Regions from separate parts of the Homo sapiens genome. Here region 2 is linked to region 1. A link is a loop called in an ENCODE intact Hi-C map of the cell type or tissue named here. Cell type or tissue: natural killer cell. All regions are shown on one strand. Links, peaks and the distances in the headings refer to the core of each region. The heading gives the core; the rest is flanking DNA. Region 1 has its middle 320 kb from the start of MAF. Region 2 has its middle 220 kb from the start of MAF.

What was found. A loop is a pair of places that touch in the nucleus more often than their neighbours do. Peaks named below come from ENCODE experiments on the same cell type or tissue, not always from the same donor. Only the 100,000 strongest peaks of a DNase experiment are listed, where the experiment ranks them.
Region 2: it touches region 1 in a loop (2.9-fold over the local background); 5 of 110 quality-filtered maps call a loop at or near these places.

What each region holds. Positions count from the first base shown.
Region 1 is chr16:79,269,315-79,285,445 of GRCh38, forward strand. It overlaps a transcript of MAF not described here. Among named protein-coding and RNA genes, the nearest start is that of MAF, 320 kb to the right of the region's middle. In natural killer cell, for the core only: no CTCF peak of the experiment used is centred there; a DNase peak (open chromatin) is centred at 9,387; H3K4me3 peaks cover 266 bases; H3K27ac peaks cover 1,431 bases.
Region 2 is chr16:79,373,801-79,389,931 of GRCh38, forward strand. It overlaps a transcript of MAF not described here. Among named protein-coding and RNA genes, the nearest start is that of MAF, 220 kb to the right of the region's middle. In natural killer cell, for the core only: no CTCF peak of the experiment used is centred there; DNase peaks (open chromatin) are centred at 7,411 and 7,981; H3K4me3 peaks cover 538 bases; H3K27ac peaks cover 1,441 bases.

The DNA.
Region 1 (16,131 bases), core at 5,505-13,504:
CTCACTCACTGCCCCTAATGGCTCATACATGGTTGCAAATCCAGCCTGTAGGTTTACAGGTGTCACCATGGCCGTGAAGCCCTTCTCAGTCAGGAACAAGATTTTACACCTCTTTCTTTCTCTCTGGCGAATGGAGGTATGGGTGGGTGTGGACAGAGGCTTGAACCACAGCTCCCATCCCAAATGAGCCAACACCCCTGTCTTGTCACCAGGCTTTAAAAAAAAATCTAAGTTGTGATTAATGGCATCTTGAGGTTCCCCTTGCAGAAATAAGGTCATGGTGAAGAATATGGCTGATCTGAAACTCCGGTGAACTTCAAGGGCAGGAGCAGAATGATAATTATTCTGGTTTTGGCTCATCTTCCTTCTCTGTGGCCTGTGACTTCAAGGTCGGGGGCTGTCCCTGCCTCTCAGACTTCCTTTCATGCAAATCGCCCTGAGTGAGGGGTGAGGGGTAGCAACACCAGAAAAGGAAGCAAAGGAATGTAATGAACTCCAACCTCCACGGACCTACTTTCTATTTTATAGGCAAGCCTCTAAGGGAGAGGTTTGGCCTTAGCTCCATCGTCACCCAAGCAAGGTCTTGCATATTTCCATAAAATCCCAAACCTAGAAGCAAGCTATGGAGACGAACCTGGTCCATTCATCTCTCAAGAAATGAATGCATTGGTTTCATTCCAGAAAGATCACAGCTCTGAAGGGCTTATGGGTTTTTTTGCAATCCTGTTTTTTTCATCCTGCATGCTTACGGGAATTCAAGTCTCCTAGCTACCTCTTCTCGGGGTGGGTGGAAGGAGGTGAAGGGCCTAGAAGATCAGGGAATAGGCAGCTTTGGGACAGAAGAGACAAAGGAAGCCCCTGAAAAGCAGATCCCTTCTGCATCTAGCTCCCACAGAAGGTACCCCTTTAAAAAAGCATCCTAGTGTATGAGTTCTATTGTGTGCTGGCCTGAGGGCTGCAGGGGGCTTTTTCTTTGCTGGCTTGAGACAGTGGGTGGCTGTGTGTGATATATTTCTTGAGAACCCAAAGTAGTAGCAAGGCTTGCAGTCAAGGAGATGTGGCCAAGGGCAGAGGAGCATGTGTGGAGTGGAGGAAGGAGAACAGATGAAAAGCTAGGAATCCTGCCTCCTTGAGGCACTCAACCCAGTCTTTGAACCATAGATTCCCCATCTGAAAGCAAGGAGCTGGAATCCATCATCTCTCTGCTCCTCTGATTTATAGGCAGGATACCAAGGGAAAGATTTAGTCTTAGCCCCATCATTGCTTAGGTAGGGCTGGCTTGTTTCCAGTGATAATCCCAAATCTAGATGCAGTGACTTTCTGGCACAACCATCTCTCAGGAAGTAAATACACTGGTGACAGTAGGAAGGAGGAGGGTGGAGAAAGCTCCCACTGGCCCTGATTTGTGTGGGCTGAAGTCCAGGCTTGGAAGGCGATCTCTTCCTGGTGTAATTCACTGAGTGCGTCTAAGCAGTGTGGCTTGGGAGGTCACCATGCACTGACCACAACCCTATACACAGACACAGACAGAGACACTCATACACACTCTGTCCCTCTAATTTGTGAGTACAAAGACATGGCCAGAGTTTTTTTTTTTTTTAATGAGACAGAGTTTCACTCTTTTCACCCAGGATAGAGTGCACTGGTGCAATCTTGGCTCACTGCAATCTCCGCCTCCTGGGTTCAAGTGATTCTCCTGCCTCAGCCTCCCGAGTAGCTGGGATTACAAGCGCCCGCCACCATGCCTGGCTTTCTGGCATTTTTTTTTATTTTTTATTTTTAGTAGAGACGGGGTTTCGCCATGTTGGCCAGGCTGGTCTTGAACTCCTGATCTCAGGTGATCCACCTACCTTGGCCTCCCAAAGTGCTGGGATTATAGGCGTGAGCCACCGCACCCAGCCATGGCCACAGTTTTCAAGTGAGAACCATGTTAGGGCCCTAGCTCACTGTTTCCCCATTTACAGATAGGAGAGTACACACCTCACAAGGCACATAACCTCCATTGGGTTACTACTAAATAAAATTTCCCAGCCTCCCAATGTATGTAAATACCCTTAAATCTCATAATACAAATAAGGCCATTTGGTGCAGCTGCACAAATGCCCGGTAACCTTAGGCAAGTCATGTAAAACTTTCAGGATGGAATTCGTGTAGCTGCAAAATAAAGATGTTGAATTACCTGCTCTCCAAAATCCCTCTGTCCTCTGTAAGTATGCATGAGTAGACTGTGACAGCCTCTGGGTAATTCAAGCATTAAAATAATATCCACAACCCCTCAATTGCTTATTTTCTCTCTCAGATACAAGTCTGTTGATATTAATAAAGACTGTTGATATTGATGAAGAACTATCAATATCCATCTCTACTGCTAAGGAACCTAAGTTGTTCCAAACATGATTTGGAGCATGTGATGTCTCTGAGGGATGTGACTTGAGACATCTATCCAGGTTTCTTCCTTGCTTAGTCAGCATTTTCTTTCAAATATGGTATAAAAGGTACAATATGGAGCTTGGTGGCACCACCAGGGAGGTGATGAGGAAGAAGGTGCTGCCTGTAACAGTAGCAGAAGAAGTGAGAATCTCCCTGACCCCTCTGCCTCCCCTGCAGACTCCAACAGCAAAACGGGGGCCCACACAGGATATGGGATCCAAGAGGGATTTTTCTGCCTGTTGTGGCCTCCAAATTCTCCAAATAGGTCCGTTCACACAAACAAGGGTAGTTTGTTCTCCCAGCGACAGGTACGTGTGAGCCAATACTTGGGTGGGGGGATGTCAATGGGGGTAAAAGAAAACCTTTGCCTAGTGGGCAGCAGGCGGGGGCCCCCACCAGGGCGTCTCTGATGAAAACGTTCAGCTTGATGTGGCGTCTCTGGTTCCTCTGAACGCGCTCAGAGACAGAGGCGTTGAGCGGTGCTCTCTGTGTTTGAAGGTGTTTCTCTACAGCAAACACCAGGCGGAGAAGAGAAAAACCCAAACCACTTCAAGTGGATTCCGATTTTGAAAGCCACCACATGAAAAGTGCAGAGACCTAAGCCCCCTTTAGTACGAGCCCAAGAGTAACAGGCTCAGGCTGGGGCGGGTCGCCTGCTCCTGGGCTGCCAGCCCCCTGGAGGCCCTGTGCGTGTGACTCTACGGCCAAAGACATCAGTGGAGGGGGAGGTGGGAGCTTTCATCTCTGCACACCGACTTGCTCAGAACTAGACCACAGCGCCGCTCCATGCGGATGCCCTAAGTAGGACAACTTTCATTTGTGACCACGTGGCCCCACCCATCTCTGAACTTCCTGAGGTTTGGCACAGACCTGGGAAGAGTTATGACCTTCAGAGAAGACCGTAAAGCACACCAAGAGCCGATACTCTGAGTTAAAGCCATTCATTCATTCATTTGTCCATTCATTCATTCTTTCCTCCCAACCATATTTTTTTAAACATCTCAACACAACTTCTCCTCACCACCCACAATTCGGTAACGAGAGGAGCACCCGATATTTTTCCCTGCTGTCCTCCACGTTGACCTGATTCCTTTGGTCTTGGCACCTGTTTGCCAACTCCTAACAATTGGCTTTTGCTTGATTGACCCCCTTGCCAAAGCCTGATCCAAGACCCTAAACTTAGAAGAGTTTATTTTGCCTCTCCTCTTCTGCATTTCATGTAATCCAAAATGTGTCTAAACTCTAAATTATAAAATACAGAAGTAAGAAGTATGTTAAAATGACATTGTGCCGAAGTTATTGATAATACAATGTGGGAAAATTCACCAAAGTTGGAATTCTTGTTTTGCTCTGCGGTGTCCTTGTTTTGCTGGGGCCCTAAGATACATTTAGTCAGACCTTCAGGGAATCCCCCACGACTGTCTGCTCCCTGATCCCTGCTTTCAACCCCTAGGGAACCTCCTCTGGCCCCAACCCCGGCTGAGACACAATGCAACCCACCAGCTTCTGCAGTGGTCAGAGCATTTATCTAATCTCTGGGCTCAGACAGTGCAGGGAAAGAGAAGTTCCATGACTCGAAAAAGGCATTTAAAGTGGACGTTAGACTTTTCATTGCTGCCATGTGAACCTATGCTCCCTTTTATCCTGATGAGTGAAACGTCCATTTGCTGCTGTAACAAATTACCACAAACTTGGTGGCTTAAATCAACATAAATTTATGTTTCAGTTCTAGAAGTCAGATGCACAAATAGGTCTCACTGGGCTAAAATCAAGGTGTCTGCCAGGCTGTGTTCCTTCTGGAGGCTGTGGGGGAGAATCTGTTTTCTTGCCTTTTCCAGCTTCTAGAGGCTGCAACATTCCTTGGCTTTTGGCTCCTTCCTCTGTCTTCAAAGCCAGCAATGGCAGGTGAAGCTCTTCTCATCCTGTTTCACTCTGACCTCTTCTGCCTCCCTCCCACTGTAAAGAACTCTTGTGAATAATTATGCCCACCCAGATAGTCCAGGGTATTGTCCTTATTTTAACGTCAGCTGATTAGCAAATTTAATTCCATCTGTATCTTTAATTTCCCCTTGCAATTCCCATGTAATATAGCATATTCACAGGTTCTAGGGATTGGGACATGGATATCTTTGAGGGACTAGTATTCTGTCTGCCATAGCTGGAGGTCTGCAGAATCAGCTGGGTTCTAGGTACTTCGTGTCTGCCTTTTTTTTTTTTTTTTTTTTTTTTTGAGACAGTCTTGCTCTGTCACCCAGGTTAGAGTGCAAGGGCACGATCTCGGCTCACTGCAACTTCCACCTCCCAGGTTCAAGCAATTCTCCTGCCTCAGCCTCCCGAGTAGCTTGGATTACAGGTATGCGCCACCATGACTGGTTAATTTTTGTATTTTTAGTAAAGATGGGATTTTGCCATATTGGCCAGGCTGGTCTCAAACCCCTGACCTCAGGTGATCCACCTGCCTTGACCTCCCAAAGTGCCAGGATTATAGGCATGAGCCACTTTGCCCAGCCTTTTTTTTTTTTTAATTTTCAGAAAAAAGAACAAACAATAAAGCTGTGGCTTTATGGCTCACAAAGATCCATAAACCCGTGCTCACTCAGACACTAGTCAAAAATGCAGATGTCTGGTTTACCAGCTGAGATTCAGGTTGCGCAATTCCAGGAGAGGCCCAGCCATTTGCATTTTAACAAGCTCCCCAAGGGGACCCCAATGCAAATGCACTAGGAGCTGCACCCTGGAGACTCTGGTGTCCAGGGAGCACTGACAGCACATGGACTTTCGGGTCCTCAGTCCACCTCTAAGTACAAAGTCTAGTCACTGAGAACAGAAGAAAGGACCCTACTGTATAGCCCGGCAGTTAGTGCACTCCATAGTCCAGGCTTTTGTGGACTGATTCTGGAGCCCAGGGAGATGGGGTTCAGGGGGTTGAGCTTAAGCTGCAAAGAATGGTCTTTGTACCATCAGCAGTCCTACCCTCTGCCAAGTCAGGGCAGTCAGGAGGACTATCCCCTTGTAAGACTCAGTGCAAGGGGTCAAGGCTGTGAGTCATCATTCTATGGTGAGGGGCTTCATTTTGATTGAACATATTCTAGACAGTCCAACATGGTATAGAGGAAAGGATAAGGACTTTGGCATCCAGTTAGGATTCAATTCAAGTTCAGGGATGAGTAGCTGTGTGATTTTGTGTATGTTGCCTAAACTCTCTGAGCTATAACATAAAGACTATTGCATGGTAGTGACCTTAACTGAGATATGCATATGTTGAGTTTCTGATATACAGAATGGACAAAATAAAAGCCTTCCTCTCTACATCTAAAAAGAGTAATAGAGGCCGGGTGTGGTGGCTCAGGCCTGTAATCCCAGCACTTTGGGAGGCTGAGGCAGGTGGATCACTTGAGATCAGGAGTCTGAGACCAGCTTGGCCAACATGGTGAAATCTTGTCTCTACTAAAAATACCCAAATTAGCTGGGTGTGGTGGTGCACGCTTGTAATCCTAGCTATTCAGGAGGCTGAGGCAGAAGAATCACTTGAACTCAGGGAGGTTGCAGTGAGATTTTGCCATTGCACTCCAGCCTGGGCGACAGAGCAAGAATCCATCTCCAAAAAAAGAGAATAATAGTTAACTATTTATTGAGAAGTTGCATGTTTGTTACTCTGCTAAACTCCTGTTGTTCATTATTCATTGAATACTCACAACTCTTAAAATGGAAGTAATTTCACAGGACTGACTTCATAAAGATGAGAAAACAGAGACACGAGCAAGGAAAGTCACTTGCTCAGACTCAAAGACCTAATGATGAGATGGGATCTGAACTCAGAGGCTAAGTCAGAGTGTAGTCTCTTCAGCAGATTGTCTTGGACAATGCAGATTTTAAACATTCTGCCCCATTGTCAGTCATGGCTACTTTTTAATTTGGAATACATGCTGCTTTTTTTATTTGGAAAATATGGTCAATGAACAGACAAAACTTACAGCCTCATGATGTTTTACTTCCATTTTTGTTGAGGGGAAAGGCAAGAGGAGAACCATAGTGAAGTATCTCTTCTGTGCAAAAATGGAAAGGAAGTTCATTGGAAACCATGTATTGATTGAAAAATGATTTGAAACAGGCCAGGCAGGGTGCGGGGGCTCATGCCTGTAATCCCAGCACTTTGGGAGGTCGAGGCAGGCAGATCACGAGGTCAGGAGATCGAGACCGTCCTGGCTAACACGGTGAAATCCTGTCTCTACTAAAAATACAAAAAGTTTGCCAGGTGTGGTGGCAGGCACCTGGAATCCCACCTACTCGGGAGGCTGAGGTAGGAGAATCTCTTGAACCTGGGAGGCAGAGGTTGCAGTGAGCCGAGATCGTGCCACTTCATTCCATCCTGGGGACAGATCAAGACTCCATCTCAAAGAAAAAAAAAGAAAGAAAGAAAGAAAGGAAAGAAAAGAAAACAGGCCACAGACTCCACCCTGGAGTTTTTCTGCCAGCCTGCAAGTCCTATCTGAACAGTGTGCATTTTGAGGCTTTTTATGTAGCAGGCCCCTGACCCTTTAGACTGGTCTAAATAAATGTTTGCAGCAGGCCTTCTTGGGACTCGGGGTCCCCAGCACAGATTTGTCATCCAAGAAAGGAGGGTTGTGAAAGGAGTTAATGTTTACCCAGCGTTCTGTGGCCACCATTTTTCTGTCTTTCTGTCTCTTGAAACATTTCCTTAGGGACACGTCTCCATTACACAAGCTGGAAGGAGCTTGGGAAAGCATCAAAAAGCACAAATGTGTGTGAAACATAAAAGAAACTTTTAAAATTTGGGTGGAAACCAAACCAGGCTGAGATGGGTATTGCAAGTGAAGGGCTGGGTTAGGACTGAGCAACTTTGACATCACCCATCAGTGCCAGAGGTCACTGCACTGGGATCGGAGTGCAGGAGCCACATCTTGTGCTCTGAGAAAGGATGGTCATGGTGGTGATGGTGATGACGACATTGATGATGAAAAGGATAAAGCTTCCCTGTTCATTTCCTGGGATTGCCTAACAAATGACCATAAAACGCATGGCCTAGAACAACAGAAATTCATTCTCCCCACAGTTCTGGAGGCCAGAAGTCTAAAATCGAGGTGTCGGCAGGGCTGCGCTTCCTTTCAAGGCTCCAGGGGAGGATCCTTCTCTGCCTCTTCCCATGTCTGGTGGCGGCGGGCAATCCTTGACGTACTCTGGCTTCTGGCTGTGTCACTCCAATCTCTGTTCTCATTTCTCATGGTGTTTTCTCTTCTGTGTGCCTGTGTATCTAAATCTCTCTTTTTTAATTTTGATTTTTATTGTTTTTTGAGTCCGGTCTCACTCTGTGCCCCAGGCTGGAGAGCAGTGGTGCAATCATGGCTCACTGTAACCTCAAACTACTGGGTTCAAGCGATCCTCCTGCCTCAGCCTCCCAAAATGCTCCTTAGGCAGACGCCAGTAATTGAATCTAGGACACGTGCAGTTCGGTGTAACCTCATCTTAACCTGATTACATCTGCAAAGACCGCATTTCCAAAGGAATTCGCATACAGGGGTACCAGGAGCTAGGACCTCAGTATGACTTTTGGGGGGTGCCCATTCCACCCACAAAAGTTTCTAATCATGTTTGACATTTATGGAGCTATGACTTTGTTACAGGACTGTAGCAGGCACTTTGCAATGCCTGGGTCAACCCATATGGAATTGCTGCATCTGTAGGCTATAAATTGTTGAATATCACCAATTTCATATGCTAAACTTCATATTATCTCATTTACCTCTCTAAGATTAGTACTATTATTACTATTATTATCTCATTTAACTCTCTGAGATTAGTACTATTAGTACTATTGTATCTGCTAACAGAGGAGAAAAAGAGCCACCTACATTTGTCAGGGAGATGAAGTAGTGGATGGCTTTAGGAATTGTACAGACACTAGTCAAACTATCCCTTCCTCTCTATGTGACCAGGAGGGAGTTACCTAATCCCCCTGAGCTTCTATGTGTCTGTTTATAAAATTTGAGACAACTTTTCTGTAATAACGCCTGTGTGTATAAATACGACAATTGCCCAAGCCAATAATTTGGAAGTGAGGAGAAGCATCTCACAAGGTGTCTGGTCTTTAGGAGGCATTATATCTGTGCCTCCTAAAGTGTGATCTGGGGAACACTACACTTGGGAATTGGCTGGGAGTTGACTGGGGGTGGGGCACATCTGTTAAGAATGCAGGTTCCTAGGATCTGCCCAGCGCTACTAATTTGACATCTCTCTAAGGGAAGGCCTGGAAAAGTGCATTTTAATTGGTGCCCCTGGGGTAATGCCTGCGATTGCAAACATTATAAAACTGTACTAAGTGAATACAAGTTTGCTTCTTTCCTTTCAACAGGACACAGCTGTCTAATTAGGACTAGATTGAGTCGTCCAGGTACCTGCCCCCTGCAAGTTCAGAGACAGTCTCGGGAAATGGGAGACCAGCTGACAGCCATCCTTTGCCCAAAAAGGGCAGGTTAGATGGCAACCGTTCAAGGGGAAAGTGAATCTTTAGCAAAATCTTTAGTTGCATGTTCCTGACTTTTCCATTACTTGGATGAAAATAAATACCATGCTTAAAAACTACAGGTTTAAAAATCAATGCCATCTTTCTTCTGGAAGCGAAATCCCTGTGACTTGCCAGGACAGAGAGGAAAAAGAAACAAACAAGGTCTCTTCCCAAGATTTTTGTTTTCCCTCCTGCAAATCCTCCGGCTTGCTTTTCCATCAACTTGTTCTCTCACCTAAGAACCATTTTCTCTCTTGTGTACAGAACGAAGAGGCCCTTGACTTTCAAAGTGAGCTTTTGGAAGGAAGATGCCTGCTTGAAGTATTGCTTTTTCCGTGTCTGTGTCTGAAAGCGCAAGAGCTGTTTCTAGCCTCCTTGAGTGCCGGGTTTGGGGTTTCGTGGGTAGAAGGCACTAGCAGTTTCAGAAACCAAGCCTTGCTCTCGGTGTGATTTGCGTAGTCAGGAAGCCTGTCGAGCTACCCAAACAGGGACCCGCCCTGACAGGGGGACAGGAGATGGCTCCCTGCCTTCCTGCCTGCTGGCCCCCAAGTGTCTGCCCCTTCTGCTGACACTGGATCTTCGGGGCAAAGGCACAGCCTACTGAACACGTCTATTAATGTGAAAGTAGGTGGTGTACCAGGTTCCTGGGGAATGGGGCCATGGAAAAGTTGTAGGCTGGAGGAGGAGGAATTCAGAATTTGGAAACTTGCTATACCCCTCAAATATATGTATACAGGATACAGCATGCTTCCTATTTTCTGGGGGAATATGCTAAAGATTCTGAATATATTTTATCATTCAATTCTCACCTCCAGCTGCTCCGGAGGTAGCCCTGTCATCAACATTTTATAGACAGGAACCAGTGGCTTCAGGAATCAGATGACTTCTCTAAGGTCACGCACATAGGAAATGGTAGAATGCTGCTTCTTCCCTCTCCACCCCCTCATTCTCACCCCGATCCATGCATGTGGGGTCCTAGTCAGCTCTCCATTGTTTCTGGCTGGGTCACTGTGACCTCCTTGAGCTTCACTGTCCTCTTTTGGAAAGTGGGAATGACAGCAATACCAGCCTAGGGTGAAGAGAAAATGGGGCTGAAAGTTACAAGGAGGTTTCACTTCTATTAAGGGACACGTAAAGGTTAGTGGCTCTGAGTTTCATTCTGTTCCATGAACGCACACTCCATGGACTTGCTTTCTGAGTAGCTGTGGGGAATGGGACCTGGGGAAGAGGCTGAAGCGGGGAGCACAGGCCAGGACAGAACAGAGATGCCCACTGCAGGTGGATCCTGGGCTGCAGGATGACGAAGCTGGAGAGAGGGACATTCAAGCACTGACCCCTCACCCCTGCAAGTGGCTCAGATCTGACTGTACTAAAGTGTGAACCCCCAGAGGGCAAGGACCGTGGCCAGTTCCTCTCCTAATGGCATATGTTGCCTCGCGCAGGGGTTCTCTTACACTTTGACCTCCAAGCCTGGGATTCATTCGAGCAGAGCTGCTGCTGCTTCTTTTTTTTTCTTTTATATATTTTTTTAACAACCTGCTTATTGTTTTTAAAATAACTCTCCCAGAGCTTTGGCAGAGCACTAGATGATTTGGGGAAAGTCCAGCCTATTCTTCATAAAAAGGCAATCTAAATTACACTGATTTGGAAAATGTTATAAATACGGGGCTTGCCCGGGACACAGTTTGTGGGCAATGGAAGTGTTCTCGATGCTTTGATGTGAAGCATGGTTTCTGCTGCCCCTGTCACAGGCTCCAAAGCAGAGTGATTCTTCTGATGATGATGTGAGGCCACAGCAGGTAAGGAAACAGGAAGACCATCAGCTCGATAAGCTGCCCTATTAACCAGAAGTGATTTTCAGCTCTCTTTAAGAAGGGAAAAAATTACATTTAGGAAAATCCAGAAAAGGTTAAGCCAGTTGCACGTGTTGGTTAACCGGGCTTGCAGCAGAAGTCACTCTATAATTGGGACTTTTTTGATAAATCCAGTTTTGTGTAAATGCCGGGAGAAGAGAGGTCTGGGGCAGACTCACCTCAACATTTGTGGGGACTGGATCAAGAGTCCAGCTGCAGTCTAAGTTTTGAAAAGGGCAAATCCAACTAAGAAACTATTAAAACATAACCTCTATCCTCCTATTTTGGCAAATACATGTTCGCAACTATTTGAAGGCCAGGTTCAAATTTAAAAGTTTTAGAACCCCTGGGATTCTGCAACAAAACCTGTATGCACAGGCCAGCTTGGGGGGCCACCACCTAAACTCATTCTTCCACCATGAGGGATCACTTGCATATGTGTCTTTTGAGTTTCCTAGGGCTGCTTGAAGCAAGGACCAAGAACTGGAAGGCTTAAAATAGATATTTCTTCTCTCTGGGGTGCTGCAGTGCTATTCACACTCCAGGGCCCCTGTGGGCTCAGGGTGATGCTAGACTTCAGCTGAACCCACATCTCCATCCACTGTCTTGTCCAGCCCCTGCATTACTAGCTCCTATCCTGGCTTCCCTGTCACTACACTGCTCACCAGGAATCACTCTCTCCCATTGTACTCCTCAGGAACTGCACCTAAGACAGCGTGGGAACATTTTAAAGGACTCTGATGCGGATTCCTTATTGAGTATGAATTGACTCTGAAGATTTAGTTTCCCTCTTCCTTGATCCATTGTCAAAGCAGTCTAGTGATTGCCACCCCCGACCCTGAGAAAGGAGTGTCTCCCAGATCAGAATGGGAGGGGAAGAAGCAAAGATAAAGGCAGGTGAAAAAGCAGCAAGAGACAGGGAGAAAAAGAGACAGAAGGAAAAAGAGCAGAGAGGAAGAGGAAGAAGAGACGAAGACAAATAGAGGATGAATGATTATCCAGAGGCTACCAGAGGGAAGAAGTAGAAGATAGGAGGTTGGACGGAAGATGTGCACATACCTTTTCTTGTTTTTGCACATACATTTAACCAATAGTTTCAATATGAAAAAAAAAAAAAGGACATGGAGGGTAATGAGCAAAGGGTATTAGGTAAATGCTCCAGCTAATCCCAAAGTCTAGGGGGATGATCGTGAAAGATGAAAGAAAGCCTCTAAAAAGAGTTAGAAAATACAATCTATGGTTTAATAAAAGAAGTCAGAGGTCATAACAAATAAAAAAGAGAGCCATAGGGTACTTAATACCAAATATTTAAGGTGAGCCTTGCTTTAAGCAAGTGAGCTGTATTCCTGAAAAAAGGTTTGTAATTCAGTTGTTTGTATATGAAATCCCATCTCAAGCACCTTGAGAAAGCTCACTCTTTGAAGACTTTTTTTTTTTTTTTTTTTTTGAGAGGGAGTCTTGCTCTGTCGCCAGGCTGGAGTGCAGTGGCGCCATCTCGGCTCACTGCAACCTCCGCCTCCCAGGTTCAAGCGATTCTCCTTCTTCAGCCTCCTCAGTAGCTGGGACTACAGGTGCACCACCACGCCTAGCTAATTTTTGTCTTTTTAGTAGAGACGGGGTTTGACCATGTTGGCCAGGATGGTCTCCATCTCTTGACCTTGTGATCTGCCTGCCTCAGCCTCCTAAAGTGCTCATCGGAAAATCCATTACAATCCTTTACGCCTACAGCACACACTCTCCCCTAAACTCCTGTATTAATTGTAGAACCCTGCATTTCTGTGTGTGGCTAGCAAGGACCACAATGAGGATACTGATCTGCAATCTCACCCCAGGATAGTTTGATATGGAACAATCCAACAGGAGTCCTGGTGTCTGGGTCTTGAAGGTAAGAGTTAAAAAAGGCCGGGTGCAGTGGCTCATGCCTGTAATACCATCACTATGGGAGGCCGAGGCTGTTGGATCACGAGGTCAGGAGTTCGAGACCAGCCTGGACAAGATGGTGAAACCCCGTCTCTACTAAAAATACAAAAATTAGCCTAGTGCCATGAGTTCTAGAAATGCCAATTAGGAAGCCAAAAGTCTGTCTAAACTGGGGACACCCGTGGTTTCAAAGTGGAATGGAGACTCGGAGTGGTATTTTGTAAATATCCATGGCCCAGGCATTAAGGAAGCCACCCCAAGTTCCCTGGGAGAGGAGATTATAAAACTGTTAGGAGGTTGGTGGATCAATTTCTCTTTTAACTTTGTGATCATAAAAACAGCAGAACCAGAATAACCACTAATGTAGCATCAGTGATGTGGGCACTAGGGTATCCCTCCTCTAAAAGGAAAATATTAATGGTGTCACCAAAGAGTGGGAGCCTGAATCTTTAAGGTGATCTGAATCTTTAAGTGACAGAAGTCCTGCAACTTGGAGTCCCAGGAATACTTATAACTGGCCCCACAGTCACCGCTTCCCCAAAGGCTACGGTAACAGAATGAACTCAACTCTCTTTAGCCAAAGAAGACCTTTTAGATTAGGAAGGTGCAAATTCTCAAATTACTCAGTATCAGTTTGTCATATGATCTCTCCAATCAAAACTGTAAGTAGATCTCTTTACTTTCTCTTTAGTTTAATAAATAGCATTGGCAGGTGGTTTCATCTGGGGGTTTAATATTCTCCCTTGAACAGTATTTTATCGCCTGAGGAGAATGATTTTGGGTGCAGAACTACAAAGCTAGTCTCAGGGTGGACTGTGGGCTGTCAGCTAAACCCATTCATTAATCCAAAGGGTCCTATTTGCTTATGAGTTTCATCAAAGGCATGTTTCAAACCCATGAAGCAGCAAAAATGACAAGTTAGGAAGTCATAAAGCTTTGGGTTACTCACAAATAGTCAAAACCACAAATGTCAAACCTGCACCTGCCAAGGGTCTATTGTACCAGATTCTGAGCTCCTTGAGGGTGGGGAATAGGGAATGTTTCTGATTCATCTTTGTATCTCTGGTAACTGCAACCAGCACAGTACCAGGCATTGTGAATGTCCTTCACATATTTATGGCGTGAGTGGATAGATGGACGGATGAATGGATGGATGGATGAATGGATGAATGGATAGGGTTTGTGTAAGATAATAATTTTTAAACTCAATGATGAACAAAGAAAACCATCTTTCTAGAAAAGCACGCCATGTTACATTAGACATATGAAACTTCCTCCCAGTTCACAATAAGTACATTCCAGAAAGTTTACACTTTGGGCTAGAATTTGCAATATATTCTTTTTAAAAGCTTCTTAAAATTGGTAAAAAGTTCTCCTCATTCTAGAGCAGTGTAAGCATAAATCTTTGTATTTTAAAAAGATCCTCAAATGCTTAATTTGTAGTCCCAAATTCTACATCCAACGCCTTTAGGTCACCTATATGCTTTTCTGATGACTGAAAGAAAGGGAATGACAAACTTTTAAAAAACGATTAAAAAGATCTCTTAAAAAACATTTTGCAAGTCTTTGAAGCTGTCATAAAAATCTTAGGTAGTTTCTGAAAATTGTCCAAATATGGTAGTGTCGCCATAACCAATTGCTCAGCAATCATTACAGACTCTGGGTTAGCTCTGACAAAGGAACTAATATTCTGAAAATGAAAGTATCTGAGAACTAAGCACAGGCCGCACAGAACCTGCACGCTGCTTTGGCACTTGCACTACCTCCAGAGACCTTGGGCAGATGCACCTGAACTTTCACCAAGCTGCTTGGCCTGTCCTCAAACAGACATGCCAGTGTCTCCTGCACGGGGTAGCTGGGGAGCTAATCTGCTTCACTCACCTTCCATTTAAGTGAAACCATAATCTACCCCCTGCACCTCCTCCTCAAAAAAAAAAAAAAAAAAGACAAAGCCCCATAGTAGTGATTGATGGCAGAACAAGGGTCCTTTTAGCACAAATTTACACTTACCATGTTCCTCAACTACAAGGTATTTTAATAAAGTTAATCTCCTGATATTTGTGCTAGAAATTGCTGGTATTAAGTGGCGATTTAGCAGAACACCACTGACCCTTCAGCAAGCTTTGCGCCCAGGAGCTTAAAGCAAACAAGCTATGGCAAACCACCTCCATCCGCCTTCTACCCCAGCAGAACTCCCTTTGGTATGAAGGTCTTGATATGAAAGATGTTGCACTTCCTTCTTTCTGCCATATGCATTCTTGCAGCAAGAAAAGGTGAAGGACGGGTACTACTTCCACACCATCCAAAGGCAAATGCCCCATTCACTTGGCAACATCACCCCTTAGAGGGTTCCACTGGGTAATTACAAAATACCTGAGTGGCAACTATATGCTGGGCCTAAAGTAAGGCATCAAAAAATTTACCCAAAACCTTTACATCTAGCTCATTGCAGACGCCTAACATAAAAGGGCACCAGGAAAGAGAGCAGAGATATTTCTAGTTCGGCAGATGTCTGCCAATGCTTTTCTCACATTTTGACCATCATCATAATAATCCCAATGATATAATCATCGATAATAATAATGTTAGTCATAAAACAAGGGTGACTTTTTAAGAAAGGTTGGGAAGTTGTTTCAAACTGTGCAGGGCTGGTGTCACAGGAAAATGTCAAACTTTCCACTTTAACTTCCGTTTTTCAGGCATGAACACTTTGCTTTGGGGGAAATCTGGGCACTATGAGGGCTCAACCTGAGAACAAACTTCAAGTGTGCACCGTGCCTCTTTTCTGCTCATCTCTCAGTCACCTGGACTCGTTAAAAATACAGAACTCTGGGTCCAGCCAGACTGAAAATCAGCTCTCCCCCCAGCCAACAGTCCAAGCCTGGATTTCCACGAAGGCACGCGGCTCTCTTTACAGATTGCAGATTTACATGGTAAAAATAGAAACGTACGGCATCACATGTATATGCAAATTTGCCAACCAAACTCAGTGCTGAAAATAGTTATTTACTATTTGGCTTGCATATTGGCCCAGAAAACCTTCCATACCTATTTCATGCTCATTTAAATTCTTTAAGAGTTCCTGACCCATTTAAATTCCTTGAGGGATGCCTGGCTTCATAGGCATTTGTCTGCTGCTCTCCCCAGCAGCTTTTAAAGAAATATTGCCTGTCAGTGCAGACTGGACTTTGGAAAAAATATCTATTAAAAAAATATTTTTAATATATACGGCCCCCCTTTCGTTAGGTCTTTAAGCCATAATATATACGGCCCCGCTTTCCTTAGGTCCATTCTGGGCACTGTTTAGCCACGAGTGGCCTTGGACCTAGAATTAGGGCTTCCTTCTTGATAGCTCCTTTAGGATTAGGGACGAGAATGCCTAAGCTGTACAGCTGGAAAATAGGG
Region 2 (16,131 bases), core at 3,316-11,315, 100 kb after region 1:
CAGTCCCTTGACCTTGGACTTCTCAGCCTTCATAACTGTAAGAAGTAAATTCCTTTTAAAATAAATTACCCCATTTCAGGTATTCTGCTATGTGCAACATAAAATAGACTAAGATGGGAATCAATAAATAACTGAATAAATTAGTAAGTCCAAGAAAATTGTCCAACACAGCAAGAGAATTAGGTTAATTCTCATGATCCTGAGAGTTGGGGTGATTTATTTTATTAACCTCATTGGTTTGGCCCAACAATCAAATCCCCAGTCTCCTCCTCTGCCTTGTCAGTGAAAACACATCAAACAAGTAAAAAAATACAACATGTAGAAGGTACCCTGGGGTCTTTGACCCAAAGGCAATCCCGGTTGGTGCTTACTTAACTTGTGCCCCTATTTGTTTCTTTGGGAATTCTTTTTCCATCAATTATTATCATATCTTTCCTGCATAACCAGTTGGAATTAATGGTGCCATTTTCCTCTCCGTTGCCTGAGCTCAGAATCTCAGTGTTGTTCTTGGCTGTTCTGTCTTATCTTACCTTCTGCATCCAACTGGTCAATGAGCTCTGTAGAATTTTCCTCCCAACCTCTCTGCTATTTGCTTTCTCTTCTCCAAGCTTCATCTCTGCTTTTGTTCCCTCCCCTACATTTCTCTCCTGAATTGCGGCAATTGCTGCTACAGCCTCATTTCTTCATCTTACTTACTTCTTGCAAGAACCCCTTTTTTGTATCCTTTTCCAGTGACACCTGGTAATATTTCCAAGTTACAAAGCATCCATTCAGCAAGGATTTATTGATGATGCTATTATAGGACTGCCACAATGAAGGCACTGGGGCTAGAAGGCTGCCTGTGGTCTCCCAGGGGAGACAGGTGCGTAATCAAGGACAGAATTCTAGGGGAAACAGAGTGACGGCTCTCATAGAGAAATGAGCAAGCTGAGTGACATGGGAAATTGGAAGAGGTAATTTATTTTCTCTCTTTCTTCATCTTTTCTTTCCTCTCTGACTTTGTGTTTTATAGTATCTCATTAATTCAGAAAACACAGTCCGTAACAGACCAGATAGACAAGATATGTTAGACAGTCAGGGTGGGGTATGAAAATGAACTTGATATAGGATCACGCTCTAAAGGGCTGAGTTAGTTTTCATGTGTGCATATGTGTTGTATACATAAGCTCAACTATGTCCACACTTGTGAATAGAGTGTTAGTTCCTCTATGGCCAGGATTATCTTCTTACTCTCAGTTTATAACATGGGGCTGAGATGGAGTAAGTTCTTGGTGATCATTTGTAGAATGGATGGAGGAATGAATGAATAAATAAATGACTACACAAGGTAAAGGAATCATGGATCCAGTGTAAAAAGTGGATGGCTATTTTCAGAAGAAGCAATCTCTTTCAGCAAGGGAGGTTTGATGCCTCAAGTTGAATAGAACATTTCCTGTGATTCACAGGGAAGGATCTTTAGAGTTCTGCCTACATAAAAGGGTTCAAGGCATTGATTCTGTCCAGCAAATAAGAGAGAATCCCTCCTCTCCTCCTAAAGTTCCACATTGTTGTTCTTCATCATGCACATCTCAGATGCCCAGATAGTTCACACACAGACCTCACTTCCCATAAGAGAGAGCAACTGATTTCACACTGACTTGTTCTTGATGTTCTTTCCCACAGGGCATGGTGGTGATGAAGATGATGAAGATAATGATGGTGATGATGATGATGATATATTAATGATGATGGTAATGATGAAGATGATGATGACTGTGACAATGATGATGAAGATGATGATGATATATTAATGATGATGGTAATGATGATGATGAAGGTGATGATGACAGCTGGTATTTAATGCACATCCCAGGCACTTCCCTGGGCATTTGACTCTGACAACCAAGTCAAAAAGGAATTATTAACATCACATCACAAATGGGGTCACAGACTTAAAAAAAAATCTGCTGTAGTTTACACCCAATGAAATAATCACCCTTTTCTCTGTCCTGCTGCATTTTGGCAAATCCCAGTTCACTCCCTTGTGGTTCCCAGCCTCTGAACCTGGGAAGCATACCATCATGGTGGAGAACAAAGGACTTCATAAGCTATTACATAAACATGGATAGAATCAGAACATATCAAACACTGCACTGGAGATCTGGGTGAGGAGAAATGCGGGTTAACAATGAATCCTTCACAATGGAAAACAAATCAACCTTAGAGTTCATTTTATGTATCTTGAGAAACTCATCGGCAGACTTTTTTCAAAACATTGACATTGCCTGGGAGAACAGTGAAGCAACAATTATTCTAAGTATTGTTGGAGAGAAAAAAAAAAGAGCAAAAAAAAATCACCAGAAAAAGGTAAATGTTACTTCTTCGTATGTATTAAGATTCTAATTTTAGTTTGATTAGTTTAGTTGGTTTTATTTTTCCTGTTTACTTGTTTTATTTAATTTTATTCTAAGTTTTCTTAATATTGTTACACAAAAATAGGTTGCATCTATCTTAATCTGAATTTCTTGAAACTTCTTTGCTTTTCTTCAATCTTCTCTGCTTTTGCCTTTAATAAATGGAGTTTCATTATTTTAAAATTTTATGTATTTTTTCATTGCAAAAGTTATTACACTATGACCCAGGGATTCCACCCCTAGATATAAGCCCCCATAGAAACACTCACATGTTTTTTGTTTTGTTTTGTTTTGCTTTGTTTAGTTGAGAATACATTATTTTATTTTATTTTTTTTCTTTTTTTAAATTATACTTTAAGTTTTAGTGTACATGTGCACGACGTGCAGGTTTGTTACATATGTATACATGTGCCATGTTGGTTTGCTGCACCCATTAACTCGTCATTTAGCATTAGGTATATCTCCTAATGCTATCCCTCTCTCCTCCCCCCACCCTACAACAGGCCCTGGTGTGTGATGTTCCCCTTCCTGTGTCCATGTGTTATTGTTCAATTCCCACCTATGAGTGAGAACACGTGGTGTTTGTTTTTTGTCCTTGTGACAGTTTGCCGAGAATGATGGTTTCCAGCTTCATCCATGTTCCTACAAAGGACATGAACTCATCATTTTTTATGGCTGCATAGTATTCCATGGTGTATATATGCCACATTTTCTTAATCCAGTCTATCATTGTTGGACATTTGGGTTGGTTCCAAGTCTTTGCTGTTGTGAATAGTGCCACAATAAACATACGTGTGCATGTGTCTTTATAGCAGCATGTTTTATAATCCTTTGGGTATATACCCAGTAATGGGATGGCTGGGTCAAATGGTATTTCTAGTTCTAGATCCCTGAGGAATCGCCACACTGACTTCCACAATGGTTGAACTAGTTTACAGTCCCACCAACGGTGTAAAAGTGTTCCTATTTCTCCACATCCTCTCCAGCACCTGTTGTTTCCTGACTTTTTAATGATCCCCATTCTAACTGGTGTGAGATGGTATCTCATTGTGGTTTTGATTTGCGTTTCTCTGATGGCCAGTGATGATGATCAGCATTTTTTCATGTGTCTTTTGGCTGCATAAATGTCTTCTTTTGAGAAGTGTCTGTTCATATCCTTCGCCCACTTGTTGATGGGGTTGTTTGTTTTTTCCTCGTAAATTTGTTTGAGTTCATTGTAGATTCTGGATATTAGCCCTTTGTCAGATGAGTAGATTGCAAAAATTTTCTCCCATTCTGTAGGTTGCCTGTTCACTCTGATGGTAGTTTCTTTTGCTGTGCAGGAGCTCTTTCGTTTAATTAGATCCCATTTGTCAATTTTGGCTTTTGTTGCCGTTGCTTTTGGTGTTTTAGACATGAAGTCCTTGCCCATGCCTATGTCCTGAATGGTATTGCCTAGGTTTTCTTCTAGCGTTTTTATGGTTTTAGGTCTAACATGTAAGTCTTTAATCCATCTTGAATTAATTTTTGTATAAGGTGTAAGGAAGAGGTCGAGTTTCAGCTTTCTACATATGGCTAGCCAGTTTTCCCAGCACCATTGATTAAATAGGGAATCCTTTCCCCATTTCTTGTTTTTGTCAGGTTTGTCAAAGATCAGATAGTGGTAGATATGCAGCATTATTTCTGAGGGCTCTGTTCTGTTCCATTGGTCTATATCTCTGTTTTGGTACCAGTACCATGCTGTTTTGGTTACTGTAAACTTGCAGTATAGTTTGAAGTCAGGTAGCATGATGCCTCCAGCTTTGTTCTTTTGGCTTAGGATTGACTTGGTGATGAGGGCTCTTTTTTGGTTCCTTATGAACTTTAAAGTAGGTTTTCCCAATTCTGTGGAGAAAGTCATGGGTAGCTTGATGGGGATGGCACTGAATCTATAAATTACCTTGGGAAGTATGGCCATTTTCACAATATTGATTCTTCCTACCCATGAGCACTCACATGTTAATCTAAAGCCATGTACAAGAACATTTGCAGCAGTACGGCAACTGAAACAGCCCCCAAATGGAAAAGTCCATCAAGCGTACAATGCTATAATCACAAAATGGAATACTATACAGCAATGCCAGTGGACTTACTATGCAACAGCATAGATGAAGTTCAAAAGCAAAATATTAAGAGAAAAAAGGAAGCCCATAGAAAAAAGTCATTCATTTTTTATTCTATTATTATAAAAATTAAAACCAAGCTTGGCGAAACAAAGCTGTTCTGTTTCTTGATCTGAGGCATGTAAGGTGTATTCACACTACTAAAATTTATCAAATTGTTACTGTATGACTTGAGCATTTTTCTGTATGTTATATGTTACACTGAAATAACAATTTTAATGAAAAATAATCACACATTATTCAAAATAGAGATAATGCTGAGTAGAATGAGGGAATAAATGTTTACCCATAATCTGACCATTTAGAGATGACCATTATAAACATGTATTTATATCTTCCAAGTATTTTTATGTTTTTGAAATGTATCTATCTTGTAATCCTATTATTTCAGTTCCTGCATAATAGTAAATCAAGTGGGTATATGCTAATAATTTATCTCTTTTCTTCTTGTTGGGCATTTAGATTACTGTTATTGGCATTTTAAATAATGACAAAATGAACAGCTTTTTCTTACAAGAAATTTCCTGAATTAACATGATTTCTTCAGCTTAAAGTCTCAGAAATTAAGTTACTGGGCCAACTGGTATACATTTTTAGGTGGCATTTATAAACATCAATACCTATTTTAATTTGGATTAGAGTAAAATTAAAGTGGGACCTTCTCTCAGGACCATTATTCTGATTTTGTGCCATCGAATAAACTTTTCTCTTTGCCAGGAGGCATCAGCTTTTTAAAGATCAAGAGTCAGCTTGTGACAAAGCTTAATTATTGGCAATAATTTTAAGATAATTTGGGTAAGATCTCTGAATCACAAATCCTGGCACAAGAATGTTCTCTTACTTGGTAAAGAGAAACAGCTCTCATCTTGCCTGTCAACCCTAATAGATTGGTTGTGTCTACCTAGAGAACTGTGTTGAAAAGAACTCTGAGTGTCGTGATCTGTTAGTAATGCCTGCCATGATGCTGAAATGGGAGCACTGGCATGTTGCCTTGGGTGTGTCAGCCCTCTCCCAGAGTATGACAGTCTACTTTGCAGTTGAGTTTTGTTGTTGCATGTATGCATGAGTTGCCAATGTGGAACTATCTTATAAAAGTATTTCTAAGATCTGGGCAGGGTCAGAGGACGTAGGAGCAGAAGTAGTACGGCTCTTGATCTGGTGGAAGTGCACACACACACACACACACACACACACACAACTAGCGGGAATTATTTTAAATATAAGCAGACTAGCTCAAGTCAGGTAATTCTATATGAAACTGTGTTACATTTGCTCTGGCTTTAGTTAAACTTTATCAAGAGTGGTCAAGAGTGGTCACTTTGAATAAGTGAAACTAAGTCATTCCAGGGGCTGAGTCTTGATCTTTCTGCTCCACTTTTTGAGGAGAGGGAGGGTGATGCAAGGAAGGGCAGCCTTGTTGGGTTTCAGTGTGTATGACGGACACAGCTATAGCTCAAGGCCAGCTGCTCCAAGCGGTAAAGCTCTGTGCTTGAGGAGGCTTTTGTCCTATCAGCTAGAGGGTGCCTCACTGAGGACTCAGTGAATGAGAAGAAGCAAGCTTGTTTGAGCTCAGAGACTCCCCTCAGACACAGTTTCAGTCCATAATGGAGCAGTTCACAAAATCCCCCAGAATGTGGGGAAAGTCAAAAGAAAAATAAGACACAGTTCTGCTTCAAGGTCCAGGTAACACGCACACTCCCTTCTCAGGCAAACAACAGGTTTGGCATGGAACCCCTCAGTGTGCACAGTACTGCCTAAACATACAACTCTTTGGACCAACTAGACACTTTATTTTCTCACTATTTAATCATGGCTGCCATATTTCAAAAATCCCAGTTTCCTATTGGCTAAATGCAATTTGGGTTTTTCCAGCAGACCTTCACTTGAGATTCTAAGTGATGTATATTCATTAGAATAGCTGCTTATTGACTGTGAATCCTCAGTTTCTTCATGTATAAGACAAAATAATACCACCTACCTCAAGGGCAGTTGTGAATATTTAGGGGTATGATGACTATAACAGTAATAATTAACAATAGTAGTAGCATGTGCTGAATGCTTCTTAGGTCCACGAATCATGCTAACCATTAGCTTATTCAATTTTTCCAATACAGTGTGAGAGAGGTATTATTATCTTTATTTTACAGAGGAAAAGTGAAAACTCAGAAGGATTAAGTAATTTTCCCACAGCTACCTGCCTGGTTAGACTATATCTTGTCTTTGCATTAACTGCTATGATATATTCTTTCCATTATCATGGTTTGTGATGCATGGATCTTTAGTAGTGTGCCTGGAACTGAATAAATACTCAATAAACCCTCTCTGACGATGATCAGTAGTACCACTGCTACAGAATTTGCTCTTCATGGCATTAGCTCTGTTATACAGATGGGAAGACTGAGGCCATAGAGCTAGTATAATAAATGGCAGAACACATCAATTCCAGTCCAAAGCCACACACCCACCGGCCATTGACCCTACAGCTGTGGTATTACTCTGAATCTTTCATTGTCTGTGGGGTGACCTCTTTGGGGGCACATTGGAAGTTGTCTGCCAAATCTGGGATGGCCAGGGGTAGCCTTCAGACTGGCAATTATTTCAGTAGGAATGTGATAGGAAGTATCTGGGAATGAAGTCTCTCCCCTAAGACCTCCCATACCTGGGATTAGAGCTGCATCCTGGCAGTCCTTTGCCCTGAAGGGCAGGCTGGCAGGGCCACCTCTGCTCTGGCCTCCCTGAACAGAATGAAGGGCACATGTGCACGCTAACCTTTGCATTCATCAGCCAGCAGCTGCAGCTAGAGATCAATGATAAGTAGAAATTGTGTACGTTCAACAGCATGTGCCTGCTTTCCCTACAAATCATGTGACTTCCTATTAACAGTATCTCTCTTCTTACCAAACCGATATTTCCTGTAAAGGGTTTAGACTAATTGTGGTTTTAACAAGGGTCACATTATGCATTTCTGTGAGAGTAAACAACCATAGGTCAGAGAGTCAGACGGTCAGTCTGGAAAACAGATCCATACTCTGAATCTTTAAGGCTGATACGAAGCCCAGATAAGTGTGTTTGTGATGTGGAAGTTACCCTGGGAAAACAGAAGGAAGAAAAAACGAACTCTAGAGAGAAGCGACTGCTTGGCTAATGACGGTGCCTAAAAGAAAGAGCGCTGTGGTTCTCTTTGGTGTTTATTTGGGGAAAGCAACCTATGAAGATTAGAGCCCTAGATTCTGATAGATGATGCTCCCCCCATTCCTGGCCCTGGGAGAGTCGGGCAGGTTTTTAATGGCTGTCACTCTGTCTGGGGGCCCATGTTCCACTTTGGTAGCTACAGTGTGAATCACGTGGTTGCTAACGGCAGTCTTCTCTTGGAGAGATTCCTTCTCGGTTACACTATTTCTCAACAGCTTGGAAGCCTGCAATCATTTTGCTTTGACAAAGACGGAGGTTGCCTTGGAGAACACATTGGCCCTGATTGGCTTGTTACTCCACAGAGTGGATATGCTGTGATTGAACTCAGAGCTCTTGAACTCAACCTGCGCCTTGAAAAACAAAATGAAGACGAGAGAAAGGTTTGAACTTCCTCGCTTAACCCACATCTGGCTCAACAGCCCCCTTTTCCTGTTAAGACGTCAAATGTGATATGACAGGGTACCATTTATCACTTAGACATCCTCCGCTGCTTCTCTTTCCTTTCCCCTGTCTCTTCCACTTACTTTAGGTCAAAGTGAGACATTTCTTACAGGGGAGCTTTCAACTTAGGTGACACTTTCCTGATTCTGAATCTTGTTCCAAAATGCCACAAGCAAAGTCGCCAGCCTAGAATATCAACATGTCAGAGGGTTTTCATTTTTTTAGACACAACTCAATCATTTTTCTTCTAGCCGATCTAAGAATTTCACCTGGTAAATGAGTGTCTAATCCTACTGGGGAAATTCAAAACAACCACCATGCAAAACTAAAATTCTCTTTCTTCTCCTCCTTTGACCGATTTAATGGAGAATGCATATGCATAGGTTTTATATCAGATCTGTCCAACAGAACTTTCTGGAAGGATGGAAAAGTTTCCTATCTGGGCTGTCCAGTATGGTAACCACTGGACATATGTGGCTATTGAGCACTTGAAATGTGGCAACTGCAACTGAGGAACTAAATTGTAAACTGTGCTAATTTTAACTAATTTAAATTTGAGATTAAATTTAGCCATACCCTATACAAATAACGTACAGTAGAGAATGGCACACCTGATCAGACCCTGAACGCAGCTATTGACGAAAAAGTGGTAATATTGTTTTTTAAAATTGGAATTATCCATTCCATTGTTTTCTCCACCTCCAAACACTAGTAACATGTCTGTAAGCTGCATTTGACCTTCTGTTGATCAGAGCATCATATCTCAGAAAAAGCAGAGGTTGAAGAAAATAAAAATGTGCATTTATTCATAAAATGGTGCATTTATGTTGAGGTTTGGAGCAAGGCAGAGAGCAAGAAAAGAACTGCTCTAGTGCACGAATTAGGTGATGGGATGTAAGCAGGTGACAGAATGGGAACACTTTGCAAAGTAGTACTAATGGGATGAAATTTGGCCTTTCGAGCCCAGGTCTGTGCTCTAGCATTCATTCATTCATTCATTCACTCATTCATCCATTCAATATTTACTAAGTCTTTACTGCATAGCATGTACACTATTTCAGTTGCTTCATCTATAAATAGGGGCAAAAGAATAGATAATAACTCAGTATATCATTTGCATGGTATACTTGATAAAATGTAAACCACTGGAGAAATTTGAACCATTGGAGATATTGACATTTACTTCAGTCTTGAACCAGAAAGAAATGCTCAGACTGGAAGGGGTACTTAAACTCCAACTGAAACCCTGGACTGGGGTGGGGGCAGGGTGGGGATAAGAGATAAAGAAACAATCTAACCATTTTAGACGGTTGTTCAGATGGTTCAACTTCATGTATCCAGATAAATAGTATGCTGGCATCATGAAAAGATTCACAGGGGAAAACTCAAGAAATCAAGAAGGAAATAAAGGAAGAAAACCAGATTTTTAAATGTCTTGGTTTAAAAAAAAATGAAGGATGGGTTTCAGAATCTATATGATGGTAAACTTTATATTGGCACAATTTAAGAATGGATTCTCACCAAGTTGGTTTTGAAAAGGCAAAGTGGAAATCCATTATCTCAAGAAAATGCAAGGATGCAAGTACAAGTATGCTTTGATCTCAAGAAGCCATGTGACGCCAGGCCTCAATTATCAGCAGACTTGTAGCTACTTAACCTTATTCAAGGAGGTTTTGTGAATTATTTTTATTATTATTTTTATTTCAAGAGAAGTTGCTGTAGGTGTCACAGAACCCTGTGTTTACGCTGGTCCTCTTTGAAAGCATCATTTTTTGATGCTCTCAAAAGACTTACAGATGTGCTCATTAAACCTGCAGTTGGTATGAGAAAAGTGAGAAGGCTATCAGAATTCAAAAAGAGCCTTATAGTTTAAAAGGATGAACTAGTCATCAAGATGAAATCTGTTAGATACATTTGTCAAGTCCTGTTTTAGATTGCAAACTTTTCCCCCCAAAAGTACAAGATACAAAAAGTCCTGCCTGAAAAGCCACTTGTGAAAAAGTCCAAAGGGCGTGGGTTGGCCCAGAGCATAAGACAGCAACCAGGTGTGACGTTACCAAATCTTCAGCCAATTTAGGTTCAGATCAAGGCTGAGGGGGCTCCTCCTGAGTTGTACAATCGGGATGAGGGTGCCTAGAACAGGAAGGGAGTCAGGAAAGTATTCTATTTAAGCATTGTTTTAAAAAAAAGTGATGGCCGGGGGTGGTGACTCACGCTTGTAATCTTACCACTTTGGGAGGCCAAGTCAAGTGGATCACCTGAGGTCAGGAGTTCGAGACCAGCCTGGCCAACATGGTGAAACCCCATCTATACTAAAAACATAACAAATTAGCTAGGTGTGGTGGTGGACACCTGTAATCCCAACTACTTGGGAGGCCAAGGCAGGAGAATCGCCTGAACCTGGGAGGCAGAGGTTGCAGTGAGCCAAGATTACGCTACTGTATCCCAGCCTGGGCAACAAGAGCAAAACTCTGTCTCAAAAAGAAAAAAAAAAAAAAAAAAGGGAGCGGCCGGGCATGGTGGCTCACGCCTGTAATCCCAGCACTTTGGGAGGCCGAGGCAGGTGGATCACAAGGTCAGGAGATTGAGACCATCCTGGCTAACACGGTGAAACCCTGTCTCTACTAAAAATACAAAAAATTAGCTGGGTGTGGTGGCGGGCGCCTGTAGTCCCAGCTACTCAGGAGGCTGAGGCAGGAGAATGGCGTGAACCCGGGAGGCGGAGGTTGCAGTGAGCCAAGACCACGCCACTGCACTCCAGCCTGGGCAGCAGGGAGAGACTCTGTCTCAAAAAAAATAAAATAAAATAAAATTAAAAAAGGGGGAGCATGCTCACTTTGGGGAAGTGAAGATTCAGAAGTTACACGAATACTGTCCTCCAGGGGTTGACCAGTTGTTCGTCAATGACAGTAGCTTGTGCAAACAAAATTCTAAGGCAAGTTGCACCTTATGCACCAGGACAGAGGAAATATTTGAAGAAGACACTGAGGCCATATTTGAACAATGTGGTCTGGCTGTGGATTGCTGGGAACACACCTTGGAGACAGGATCAGGAAAGGTCTTCTGAGAACAGCTATAGCCATAGGTTGGAGAATTTTGCATGTACCTGCCTAGGGAGATTGCTAGACATAGGTGGATTTTTTTCAATATCTTTATTCAAAATCATTTATACTAATAAACATACTGAGATGAAATAATGATCAAGTCACCTGTTCATAAAAAGGATAATAAGATATTAATATACAGCCCAAATAAATTCAACTCCCTTTGAGGGAAATAGCTAACTTGCCAATATGTATGAATCAATTTAACTTATAAAGGCAACAGAGTTGCTCATTGGATTACACTGAGAATGGTGATTAACAGACTGCCACTTCTAATATGAATTTTGTCTCTGCCCGAGTGAGGGTTTAAAATTCATTTCATTTTTTATGCATAAAATTATGCTTTTTTTTCATTTTAAACTCTGCCTGTTCTCTATGTAAGAACAAAAATGAGGAAAGGGTTGAAAGCGAAATAAAAAAGTCGAAACCTTCCCTTTTAACGTACGCAAGCATGCGTCTACTTATGGCTTTGAATAATAAGATTATACTTTACACGTTGTGTTCTTAATTTGGTTTTTAAAAGTTTGTTAATTAATAGCTGTTTCCTGGCTGGGTGTGGTAGCTCATGCCTATAATCCCAGCACTTTGGGAGGCTGCGGCAGGTGGATCACTTAAGGTCAGGAGTTCAAGATGAGCCTGGCCAACATGGCAAAACCCTGTCTCTACTAAAAATACAAAATTTAGCTGGGTGTGGTAGTACACGCCTGTAATCCCAGCTACTAGAGAGGCTGAGGCAGGAGAATTACTTGAACCTGTGTCCAGAGGTTGGAGGTTGCAGTGAGCCAAGATAGTGCCACTGCACTCCCACCTGGGCTAAAGAGAGACTCTGTAACGAAAAACAAACAAAAAAACAAAATAAAACAAAAAAAACTTCATAGCTGTTTCCTGATCACCTACTAGGCACCTGGCACTTTCTTAGGCTCTGAGGGTTGGAAACCATGAGCCTGTCCTCAGAGCTTAGAGCTTAAGGGAGGAAGAAAGAAAATAATCAAGTAGATAAATAGGTGTATAATCAGCAGTCCCCAACCTTTTTGGCACCAGGGACTGGTTTCATGGAAGACAATTTTTCCATGGGTTGTTGAGGGCATAGTTTTGGGATGATTCACGTGCATTACATTTATTGTGCACTTTATTTCTATTATTATTATACTGGAATATATAATAAAACAATTATACAACTCACCATAATGTAGACTCAGTGGGAGCCTTGAGCTTGTCTTCCTGCAATTAGTGGGTTCCATCTGGGGGTGATGGGAGACAGTGACAGATCATCAGGCATTAGATTCTCATAAGGAACATGTAACCCAGATCCCTCAGATGTGCAGTTCGCAATAGGGTTCATGCTCCTTTGAGAATCTAATGCTGTGGCTGATCTGACAGGAGACGGAGCTCAGGAGGTCACGTGAGTGATGGGGAGTGGCTGTAAACACAGATGAAGCTCTGCTCACCCACGCACAGCTCACCTCCTGCTGTGTGGCCTGGCTCGTAACAGGCCATTAACCATACCAGCCCATGGCCCGGTGGATGGGGACTCCTGTATATAACTATATACACATATATCATTTATAATATCTAAGGTATGTTATCGCAGATTGTAAAGCATGATGATGTAAAGGAGTAGGGATAGGAAACAAAATGGTGAGCAGCACAGACTCAGTGATGGGGTCGTGGAAGTCTCTGAGAAGGTGCTAGATGGTGAGATCCAATGGACAAGCCACAAGCCATCCTTAGAGCCAAAAGAAGACAGGGTTCCAGAGAGATAATAATGTTATTATAAATAAGAGCCCAATTTGGTTGCTATTATAAACCTCATTGTATTGAAGAGGAAACTGAGGCAGTTCTTTGAAGTCTTACATTAACTGCTGTAAAAGCTCATCTAGCTTTAGAGTTGGTTATACGTTCAGCCATTGAGCTGCTTAACAATTTAACTATACCCCAAGGCTTCCAATATAGATTTTCCCAGAATAACTGTCTACTCAAAAAAGTCACACCATCATACCTGTTGTTTTTGGTTTTGTTATTATTATTATCTTCTATTAAAGTAAGCAAATTCTCTGCTAAACCTTTCAGAAGCCAGCAGCAGCACACAGCAATAGCAGAACGCTCTCTCTTTTCTATGCCTTACTGAACAGTGGTGCCCTCCATGAAGGGGGCCTGGGTGCTGCTAAGCATTTGCATTTGGTTGTTTATCCCATCTCTGCTCTTTTAACCTTCTCCATAAGCATGTCTAAGGGATTAAAAAGTCATTCTAATGCACAAAGGGCCTAGGGAGACTGTGTTTTTCATATCTATTTATATCCTTACTAGCTAGATGGAAATCCATCCTCAGGATCCCAACATCCACTACTAAAGGAGAAAAACAAAAACCACCAGGTCAATGCATGAGTCCCAGTGGGAAGTTATTAGTGTCATCTTGGTATTACTCTAAGTCTGGTTCATCCTTCTACATGAATAGTCAATGCTTGTTGGGTAAGGCAATGGCGACCAGTGCACTCCACTCTGAGGCTGTGAGTGTGTATATGCACAATCTTTATTACAAGGATGTAATAATGGGTACTTATTGATGAACTGTACCTGCCTAGACCTCGGAGGAGGGCAGCATGTTCAAACAGTATAAAGGGAACAAACTATAGTTCTAATGTTTATATTGAGAATATCTGAGATTCATTTCCAATAAGTGCTACTTACAAGTAACTGTAGCAACCTAAATAACACCATATATTTAAAATAAAATTAAATGATTAGAAAAGACTAACTTCATCACGTGAGGATTCCAATCAACAAATTAAGCTAATTTCTTATTAATTAAACTCATTGAGGGCAGAAGTTTTATTCAATGAGTCCCCAACATAGTTAACTGAGTTCATAGTAGGTTGTGAATAAATAATAAATCAGAATAAGTTCCTTGTGAATGGGCAAAAACACAGTGAGTTTGTACCTGTGGTGAGATTCCTGTCTCAAAACTTCCACTGAGTTTTCTTTAGAGTTTATTTTGGACTCAGGGCTAGTTCACAGCGTCCACTCTCCTGGTTTCACTTACTTCTCCCTTCTCAAAGCTTAAGTGGTATGCAAGATGTATGAAGAATTAAAATAAATAAATGCACAGTTATGTTTATTTATAATGCCTTAAAACTTGGCTACATCCATTTGTCTGGGTTATGTGTGCCGATGTGGCCCGCGGATAAATAGCATGAGTTTTATAACCTTTGTAGAAAGTTCATATTTCTGGGCTGTTAAGATTTCTACAATATAGTAAAACTAAATCATATACATGTTTACAAAGCCAAATGTCTGCTCTTAGATGGATTTCGTACCACAGAACATTGTCTTCAAGTGGAGGATTCTTAGAGCAAATGTCCCTGCCACTATATATAGTCCATAGGATACTTTTCTTCAATATGCGGAGGTCATTCTTTGCTATTTTCTTTCTCTTTTTTCTTGGCTATGTATTAACTGTGTTAAAAACAAACAACTATGGGCCATGTGCTTATCAAAAGCAGTGCTCTCTCTCTATCTATAAGCCTTTGTTTGCTTTTCCTTATCTCTTCCCAAGAAACAATAGCCAATAAAATGGCCTAAAAATATGTCATTTCAAAAATGACTGACATTTGCTGATCTCTACAGGACACAAAAATATACAGGAAAATTTAGACTATCTCCAAGAAAAAGGATGGAGGAATACATTGTGTGCATTAGCACCATTGCATTAGCCTTTTTTATATATGTTCTCCTGTCCATTTCACGGGTGGGAAAACTGAGGCCCAGAGAAGTGAAGTGACTTGCTCAACAGTACCCAACTAAGTAATCCTAAAGCCAGAACTCAGCTAGCTTGACTTGCAGTTTATGCCTTTTCCAAGGGCCGTGATTGAGACTGGTTTTATTACCTAGTCTTACTACTGTCCTATAAGGAGGCCCTTATGATGTGTTTCCAGGGCACGAAATATGAAACTATTTCAGAAACAATAATTCACTGCAAAAAATTGATCCCATCGGAGACAGCAGCATTTGTCTGGTTGTAGGGGGCTGGACAGCGGGTGGCAAACATTTGAACAGACTCAGTCAACCTCTTGCCAAACTTTTATTTTCAAAGCAGCCAATGGTCAGACCCCACTCAACTCCTTCCCCACCACTGTGGGGATGGGAAAGTCTTGGAGTCTCTCCCACTGGCTGAAGATCGCTCTTTATTTATTTATTTATTAATTATTTATGAGACAGAGTCTCACTCTGTTGCCCAGGCTGGAGTGCAGTGGCACAGTCTTGGTTCACTACAACCTCTGCCTCCTGGGTTCAAGTGATTCTGCCTCAGCCTCCCAAGTAGCTGGGATTACAGGCACCTGCCACCACACCAGCAATGTTTTGTATTTTTAGTAGAGACAGGGTTTCACCATGTTTGTTCACCAGGCTGGTCTTGAACTCCTGACCTCAAGTGATCCACCTGCCTCTGCCTCCCAAAGTTTTGGGATTACAGGCCTGAGCCACCGCGTCCAGCTAAAGATTGCTCTTCTTTTAGGTTTGTTTCTGTCTTGGTTAAATAAATAAAACATTTTTCTTTTTTAAGTTTGGGAAAACAGGATGGCCCTTCCCATACTTGTCTGTCATGTTTGCCATCAAATCCTTAGATCAGGCCGGGCATGGTGGCTCACGCCTGTAATCCCAGCACTTTGGGAGCCCGACGCGGGCGGATCACGAGGTCAAGAAATCCAAACCATGCTGGCTAACATGGTGAAACGCCCTCTCTACTAAAGATACAAAAAATTAGCCAGGCGTGGTGGTGGGCGCCTGTAGTCCCAGCTACTAGGGAGGCTGAGGCAGGAGAATGGCGTGAACCTGGGAGGCGGAGGTTGCAGTGAGCTGAGATCG